Regions from separate parts of the Homo sapiens genome. Here region 2 is linked to region 1. A link is a loop called in an ENCODE intact Hi-C map of the cell type or tissue named here. Cell type or tissue: PC-9. All regions are shown on one strand. Links, peaks and the distances in the headings refer to the core of each region. The heading gives the core; the rest is flanking DNA.

Region 1 (4,394 bases), core at 171-4,170:
GTTTTCACACCAATATAAAGAAATACCTGAGACTGGGTAATTTGCAAAGGAGAGAGGTTTAATTGACTCTCAGTTCCACATGGCTGGGGAGGCCTCAGGAAACTTACAATCGTGACGGAAGGCAAAGAGGAGGCAAGGACCTTTCTCACATGGCGGTAGGAGAGAGAAGAGCAAGCAGGGGAAATGCCAGACACTTGTAAAATCATCAGATCTTGTAAGAACTCACTCACTATCATGAGAACAGCATGGGGGAACCCGCCCCCATGATCCAATCACCTCCCACCAGATTCCTCCCTCCACGCCTGGGGATTATGGGGATTACAATTCAAGATGAGATTTGGGTGGGGATACAAAGCCAAACCATATCAGGCCTATTCACAGATACAGATAACATAGGCCTTATGAAAGAGGCTGCCCTCTGGGTCTCTGATTCTAGCAATCACTATCAATCCACAAGGAATACCTGGGCAACCACAAATCCATGCATTCACAAGTACCATATTGGATTAGATGCTGTGGATACAGGAATCAGCCAGACAGGCAAACCCCACCCTCACAGGCCATAATGGAGACATAACATGGATCAAAGGTTTCCTTAGGCAAGTATGGGGCCAGAGGACAGCAAGGCCTTGAGGGAAATGCACGATGGATTCTGGGGGCATTTGGAAACCAACAGGCCCCCTTCTGTCCCTCAAAAGACCTGGGGGCCCCACTCAACCTGGTGCAAAGGAATTCTCCTTCATGAGGGCTCTAGCTGAGGCCTTGGTGGGGATGTGTGCAGTGGCCAGGAAACCCAGAGAGAAGGGCACCAGTGGCCAGAGATGAGATAATGACACTGTGGTGTTATTTGATAAACACACACACACACACACACACACACACACACACACACACACACACAGGTTTTCGTCCTAAGTTCCTAGCTCATAACTCCCATAGCCCTTGTTACAGTCTTTTGCTATAATGTTGGGCCTCAGGAAACAGAATCCCTCTCCTGCCCTCCTTACACCTGCTCCAAGACAGGACTCTAATCTTCCCCACCTTTCTGACTCATGAGACCCTCCCCAGAGAGGAATCTGCCCTATACCTTGGGGAAGGAATGCTGACGTCATGAAGCTTCCATGAAACCCCAAGAAGTCAGGGTTCTTCAGGGAGCTTCCAGATAGCTGGGCACATGGAAGTTCCTGGAGGGTGGAGCATCCAGGGAGGACAGGGAAGCCCAGTGCCCCTTCCCCCACACCTCACCCTATGCATCTCTTCACCTGTATCCTTTGTAACAGCCTTTAGAATAAACCACTAAATGTGTTTCCCTGAGTTCTGTGAGCTGCTCCAGGAAATTAATTGAACCCAAAGAGGGGAGTCATGGGAACCCCAACTTAAAGCTGGTCGGTGAGAAGTTCCAGAGGCCTGGACTGGCCACTGGTGTCTGGGGAGGAGGGGGCAGTCTTGGGTACTGAGTCCTCAACCCATGGGATCTGATGCTATCTCCAGGTAGATGGTATCAGAGTTGAATTGGTGTCAGGGAGAAACCTGCACACATTCGGTCACCAATGTCTTCCGTGTTGACTGTTGTAGTGTGAGGGCAGAGGAAAAGCACGGTTGGAGAGAGTTTTCCCTACACAGTTACAATGAGAGCCCAGAGGGACTGACAAGAAGAAAAACGGTTCAAGACATTTCTCTGCAGATGAACTGGGACAGGAGAGTCTGCATTTTAGAGTCAACTAAAAAATAAAAGGATGAAAAATCAAAAAGGCAACCAATGTGCAGACACAGAAGTGCTTGTGTGCTCCAGGCAGCTCTCTGATTGGTGGCCAAGAAGGAAGCCAGGAGTCTTTGCCACAGGTGTTGCCAGGGCCCTCTGGACACACCCTTTCATTTGGACCTGAAAACACCCCACACAAACCCAAAGTTTTGCTGACCTTCCTCTGGTTTCGTTTCTCCACCTGGTTAGTGGCCCTCTGAGCTGTCTCGGAGAGAGCCCTTTTCCCCTGGGAGATGCATGCAGCTCGCAAATTAATTGGCAACAGCCGGGTGAATCACCCAGGGACTTCCTTCTTGTTGCCGGGCAACTGCATGCACTTGGCAGTGGGACATTAAACACAGAGGGGAATGCTGTGAGGCATTTGCAAAATAAAATAAAAAGCAAAACATACAACACCACAGACTCTCATCCCAGCAGGGCTGGCCCAGCCAAGGGATGTGTGGGGGGATGAGGGAATCCACACAAGGGAGGAAAATGAGGTTAGGCCATAAGCAGATCCTAACTCTCCCTCCTCCCCACAAATCAAACTCTTCTAGATATGGCATTTGTATTCCACTAAAGACACACCTCTATTAGCCTAGAGAAAGACCATAGGAGGAGCAGGAATTAGAAGGCATCTAGAGATCTGATCCCCTAGAATTACAGGGAAGCTTTGCAAAGCTCGCTACGGAACTACCATAGCTACTGATTATGCTTCTCCATCGTACATCACTCCACAGGTTAAGTCACCTGACTGAGGTGACACAGGCCCCTCTAGGGCAGGATCCTTCCATACCCTCCCCTCCACCCCCAGTCCCTTTCCACTTGAATATTTTCATGTCTGTTGCTATGGCCACTGGGAGTTGATTAGACAAACCCTCCCAACACATCGCCTTGCCCTGTAGACCATGTTTCTGGCCTTTTTAAAAAAACCCCAGACAGAAGTGAAATCTATGTACATTCTGTGTTTGGAAAAAAAAGATGGGGACAAGAAATGGAAGAACAGTAGCAAGAGGGCTCCTGTTGGGGGCTGAATAGTAGCCCCCAAAGATATCCACACCCTGATCCCTGCAAGCTGTGAATCCTACCTCATATGGCAAAAAGGCCTGTGCAGATGTGATTAAGGATCTTGAGAAGTTGGCCTGGACTATCCAGGTAGGCCCTAACTGTGATCACAAGTGTCTTTATAAGAGAGAGGCAGAGGGAGATCTGATCCCAGAGAGGTAGTAGGCAGTGTGATAATGGAAGCAAGAGGTTGGAAGGATTCAAGGAAGGGGTCAAAGAAAACAGATTCTCCCCCAGAACTTCCAGAAGGAAGCCACGCAGATGCCTGGACTTTTGCTCAGTGAAGCTGGTCTCCAGAACTGTGAAAGAATGAATTTGTGTTGTTTTAAGCCACTACCCTTCCCGAAGGCAGGACTAATCTTCCCCACCTTTCTGACTATAGGTCTTGAGACCCTCCCCAGAGCAGGACCCGCCCTATACCCTTGGGGAAGGAATGCTGATGTCATGAAGCTTCCATAAAACCCCAAGAGGACAGGGTTCTCTGGGGAGCTTCCAGATAGCTGAGCACATGGAGGTTCCTAGAGGGTGGAGCATCCAGGAAGGGCATAGAAGCTCCACAGCCCTTCCCCCACACCTCACCCTATGCATCTCTTCACCTGTAGCCTTCGTAACAGCCTTTAGAATAAACCACTAAACGTGTTTCTCTGAGTTCTTCAAGCTGGAGAACCATCTTCTTCCTTGTCAGTCCCTCTGAGCCCTCATCGTGACTGTGCAGGGAAAACTCTCTCCAACCATGCTCTTCCTCTGCTCTCACCCCACAACAATCAACACAGAAGATGTTGGTGACCAAATCTGTGGGGATTATCCCCCCGACACGGAGCTGCGGACACCTGCTGGGTGTTCTCCAATTCAATTCTGACCACTGAGTTTGTGGTCATTTATCACACCAGCAATAAGAAACTAATCTTGTCAATACAGTGTATTTTCCGAGAGCCTTTTGAAGAGAGTATCATAGGAGAGATATTGGTAACAGTGAAGGGGAGCTGGGCAAAAGGGGTGGGAGCTGGAATTTGGCTTGGAAAGCTCAAACCAACACCCTGCAGCCTCAGCAAGAAAAGAGCAGGTCTGTGAGAGCATCTAAGGCAAGAAGTGGCCCTGGCTTCGAAGTGGAATGTTAAATTAAACCATTTGCTGACTGATAACTTGGGCAGGTGGCTTCATCTCTGAAAGCCTCAGTTTCATCATTGCAAAATAGAGATATTATTATCCACCTTGCAAAGCTCTTAGGATTAAATGAGATAATACATGAAAAGCAGCTGGCACATGGTAGATGCCAAATACACCACAACCCTTAGGAAAGAGTAGGTGTGCACAGATGAGCATAATCTGTTAGTTGGCCACTCCCGTATCTATTCTACCTTTTCCTCTTAGTAACAGAACTCTAATTTGGAGTTCACACATTGCAGATCAGAGTAAAAAGACTACATTTCCCAGCCTTCCTGTAAGTGAGATATGACCATGTGACCAAGATCTGGCCAAGGAGATTAAAGCAGAAGTGTTGCAGGACTTCTGGGGAGGCTGCTTCAAAAGGTGCTGGAAGGAGCCCAGTTTTTACTTGCCTGCCTTTACTATCTTCTGCTTTCAATGA
Region 2 (4,394 bases), core at 220-4,219, 130 kb before region 1:
TTATCCCCTCTCCCCACAAAAGAACAAGTGCCACTAGTTCCTTAAGTGAGGAGCATCCTGGGAGTTCCATGTTGACTCAAACCTGGAGTCAGAAGGTCCTGGGCCACCTACAATGGATTTATTCCCTCTGCATTCAGTATCCCCACAGTCTTCTTCTGGTTAGTTCCTGCTTCCTCTTCCTGTTGAGTTGCTCCCTGAATGTCAAAAACGGGGTTTATTATCAGAGCTGGCAAAGAAGTCGAGTGTCTCAAAAAATAGGGGTCAAAATGCTTTTTAAAGGTAATTATAGAAACTCTTTGTTTCTTAGCTGTCTCTGCGCCATAGATGCTTCCAAAATATGAAAAATAGGCCAGGCGTGGTGGCTCATGCCTATAATCCCAGCACTTTGGGAGGCCGAGGTGGGAAGATCACTTGAGCCCAGGAGTTCAAGAACAGCCTGGGCAAAATAGTGAGACTCCATCTCTATAAAAATAAATAAATAAATAGTCAGGCATAGTGGCGCACTCCTGTCGTCTCAGCTACTCAGGAGGCTGAGGTGGGAAGGATTGCTTGAGCCTGGGAGTTCAAGGCTGCAGTGAGCTCCGATGGTGGCACTGCCCTCAAGATGCTGTCTCCAAAAAAAAAAAAAAGAAAGAAAAATGAAGAATTCCTGACAAAAGCATTTTATTTCTAAAGAAAAAATATGACCTAAGCAATTTTAAAGACCAGGAGAAAGGGTATCCACATATCCCAAATATGCTAAGTAAATCTCAAAAGAAGAGATTGAGGCCAAAGATCTTTTTTGCTTACTCAGATTTTTCCCTAGGCCCAGTTCACTTTTTGTTTGTTCTAAGCTATGGGGACACTCAATTCCAAGCCAACCAAAGGCAGAAAAATCTCAGTAACAGAAACATTTGAAGAAATAGAGCACTTTACAGAGAAATCATCAAGAATTTCCTTTGACAATTTCACCAAATATAATTAAAATTCACCAACTTCAAACTTTTCCTATACACATGGATTTCTGGCACCTGTCTATTGTAAATGTAAGACACACATCTACAGAAGTTGTAACTTTTCTGGCGTTTTATCTTTGGAAAAGAATACCCTGTCTTGATTATACTCAATAAGAGAATTAAGTTTATATTTCAGGCCGGGCGTGGTGGCTCATGCCTCTAATCCTAGCACTTCAGGAGGCCAAGGCAGGCAGATCTCTTGAGCTCAGTTCTAGACCAACCTGGGCAACATGGCAAAACCCCATCTCTACCAAAAATACAAAAAATTAGCAGAGCATGGTGGTGCATGCCTGTGGTCCCAGGAACTCAAGAGGTTGAGGTAGGAGGATCCCTTGAGCCTGGGAAGTTGAAGTTGCAGTGAGCCAAGATCATGCCACTGCACTCCAGCCTAGGTGACAGAGCGAGACCCTGTCTGAAAAAAAAAAAAAAAAAAAAGTTTATATTTCACAAACGTATTACTAGTCCAGAGAGACTGTGAAGAAGTGCAGAGTGGAGAACTTGACTAGTGGAGAACTGACTCCATCAGATTCCACCAGCGTTACCTTCTGGATTCCCTTCCTAATTCCCATCTTGGTGTGGCTCACAGAACTCTGACAAGTGAGATTCTGATCCTGCTTAAAGGCTGCCTGTCCTTCTTTAGGAGAGCTCCAGAAATCCCTGTATGGGTATTCACTGGGCCAATCTTTCTGCATGTAGGTAAGTTTGATGCCTCAAGTGTGCAGCCTAGAAGTCCAAGTTAGAAAAGCAATACAATAAAATAGCCAGGAGAATCCAAGACCTCCATTGCTCTCTATATAGGCTTTTGAAGGTCTCCAGCATCAACCCCCAGAGGAGATAAGAGGCAAGGATGTCTTCTGCATCTGCTCTGGGTCTCCCTGGAGGAAGCTTATTTTAGTTTTTCAAGGCCCTACTTGGTGTGTGACTATCAGGCACTAGGTAGACAATGATTCAAATTCAGGCAAGCAAACAAAAGAAAACTTGGGTGTCACTGGATACGACAATTATCAAGAGAATCTGGGACGGGCAGATGAAATCTGAATGGAGAAGGTAGACATTCAAGTTAAAGTCACAACCAGCATCCCCCATCCAGTTTACACACACACACACACACACACACACACACACACACACACGTAGCTCCCTTCTCCCCTTAGCAACATAATCAGTCACATTCAACATGAATTATCAATGACATCATGTAGTTATCAATAAAACTCAAGGACCCCAGCATGCCTTCAGCTGACACCTCCCTGAGTTTTCACTGATGAATTCAGAGCCAAATATGTACAAAGGTAAGAAATCTCCAAAAAGGAATCACTTAACCCAGCTCAGCTGTTCTTTACCTTAGGCTAGTGTTGAGAGGAAAGAAAAAAAAAGAAGAAAGGAAGCGATCCCATAATATCCATCCTCAGGCCTCTGAGCCAGTTTACCTAAACGTTGCCATGGCAATGTGTATATAAGTCAGTCTTCACTCTGAACCACAATCTCTGACTTGACAGAGAACACCCATTTGGGTTCCAAAGTCAGGCAATAGCCAGGCAGTGCAACAGCACGTTTTTGTTCAGGTTGAAACCTGATATTCCTTGCTGGCTACAGGAAATCTTGAGGATTTTTTTTTGGTTTTTGGTTATTCTTCTCTCTGTATCCATATTCCTCTGTTCATCTCTCCCTTACTTTTGTGGGGAGCGAGGATAAAGAAGAGGGAAAACCTTGAGGAGAAGCCTGAGGGGAAAGTAAGAGCTAGCCACACCCAGCCTGGCCCTCTGAGTTAGCCAGGAGCAGAGGGAAGAGGGAGGCTTGTCCGGGCACATGCTTCTGGGTCCTCCCTGCTTTATGAAGCTGAAATGCAGAGCGTCAGAGCTGGAGGGAAGCTCAGGCGAGAACCTGAAATCCCGGGGATGGGAAGTGACTTGCGCAAGGTCACCCAACAAATGAGCAAAAGACTCAGGACAGATTCAGTCTCTTGATTCCCAGTCCAAGGCTTTTCTACAGAAATGACCGTGGACCCTCCCAGGGTTGCCTATGAAACTAACATACTTCTCACGGGAAGCACTGTGCCTGTCCCGACCAGGAGGGGCTCAATGGATGTGTGATGAATGAATGAATGCAATATCAGGGAATCAACAACTCTTTCCTTTCAGAGTTTCCGGATTCCAAAGTATATCCACATCAACAAAATAACCAATAGCAAAGGCTGCATCTCCAAGAGCCTAGCTTCTCCCAGGTCCCCAGATCTATCCACCTCTGCTGAGATTAAGAACTAGCAGGGCCCTCTCCAAGGAGTCACTCCGCTGCCCATTACTAGAATTTTTATCAAGTAGCTGACAAACCAAATTATAAGCCGAGTGTGTGTCCTTTGTGTGGGAGGATGGTGGGGGCAGGGTGAGGAGGGAAGCTGTTCACGTATTTTTTGAGTAAAGGTTGCAAATGCACCTCTTATACATCCTGCCTCCCCGTGGACCATGAAGATTTTGGACCATGAAGGTTCATTTGTAAGAGCGTCTTCTTGGATCAGCAGTGTCTTCTGTGGCTCCAGAATAGAGCCAGGTTAATTAGAACCTAACGGGGACTGAACCAATGGCATGCCCTTATCTTAAATGAAGTCAGTTAAATTACTATGCAATTGCATGCCCCATCACACACACACACACACACACACAGCCCGATGGCACCCCCAACAAGACTGCTCATCTTTAAACAGAAAAGCAATTGGAAGAAATGTGTAGGTTCTGCAGAGAGAGAAGCTGCATTTAGAAACAAAATCACCTTCTCTGGATAAGCTTGCTGCATCCTGAGCTTTTGTAGCCAAGCCCTGCTGGCTGGCAGCTTGGTTTGTCTCCTTAGTGAGAACCGTGATGCATTGGGCTGGCTCTTGGCTTCTAGTCCTACTTGTAATTTGAAGCAAGGGTAGATGGCTGGGGTCAGACAGCAAGGAGCCTGCAGGCTTAGAGGGGAGCCTCCTTGCTTGAACAGACAACACAGGGTGTCCAGGTAGGAGGCCTATAGCTCTGCAGTGCCCTGCCTCCTAAACTGATCCTTCTGAAAGTCTAGGAGAGGGGAGAATTCAAGATTGGCCTTAGGAACTCTCTAGGGCAGAGACACATAAATGCTCAATGGCTTGATCTTCCCAGGACAACGGGAGATGTCTTATTTAAGTACCAGGGATAAGACAGATGCTGCTGTCACTTCTTGAGAATCTTGAGGGAAAAACAAGTACAGCACTTGGCCCATGATAGGTACTCCATAAACATTTGTTGATTTAAACCAAATGTATTAGTCAGGGTTCTCCAGAGGGACAGAACTAATAGGATCTATGTCTATATAAAAGGGAGTTTATTAGGGAGAATTGGCCCACATGATCACAAGGTAAAGTCCCATGATAGGCCATATGAAAGCTGG

Evidence for each region. Peaks named below come from ENCODE experiments on the same cell type or tissue, not always from the same donor. Only the 100,000 strongest peaks of a DNase experiment are listed, where the experiment ranks them.
Region 2: a loop joins it to region 1, with 5 times the contacts of the local background. A loop is called at or near these places in 4 of 110 quality-filtered maps.

The regions. Positions count from the first base shown.
Region 1 is chr17:72,405,582-72,409,975 of GRCh38, forward strand. All of the region lies in intron 3 of LINC00673 (long intergenic non-protein coding RNA 673), which reads right to left. Among named protein-coding and RNA genes, the nearest start is that of LINC02003, 65 kb to the left of the region's middle. In PC-9, for the core only: no CTCF peak of the experiment used is centred there; DNase peaks (open chromatin) are centred at 1,090, 2,030 and 2,630; H3K4me3 peaks cover 766 bases; H3K27ac peaks cover 4,000 bases.
Region 2 is chr17:72,271,030-72,275,423 of GRCh38, forward strand. No RefSeq gene overlaps it. Among named protein-coding and RNA genes, the nearest start is that of LINC02003, 70 kb to the right of the region's middle. In PC-9, for the core only: no CTCF peak of the experiment used is centred there; a DNase peak (open chromatin) is centred at 2,462.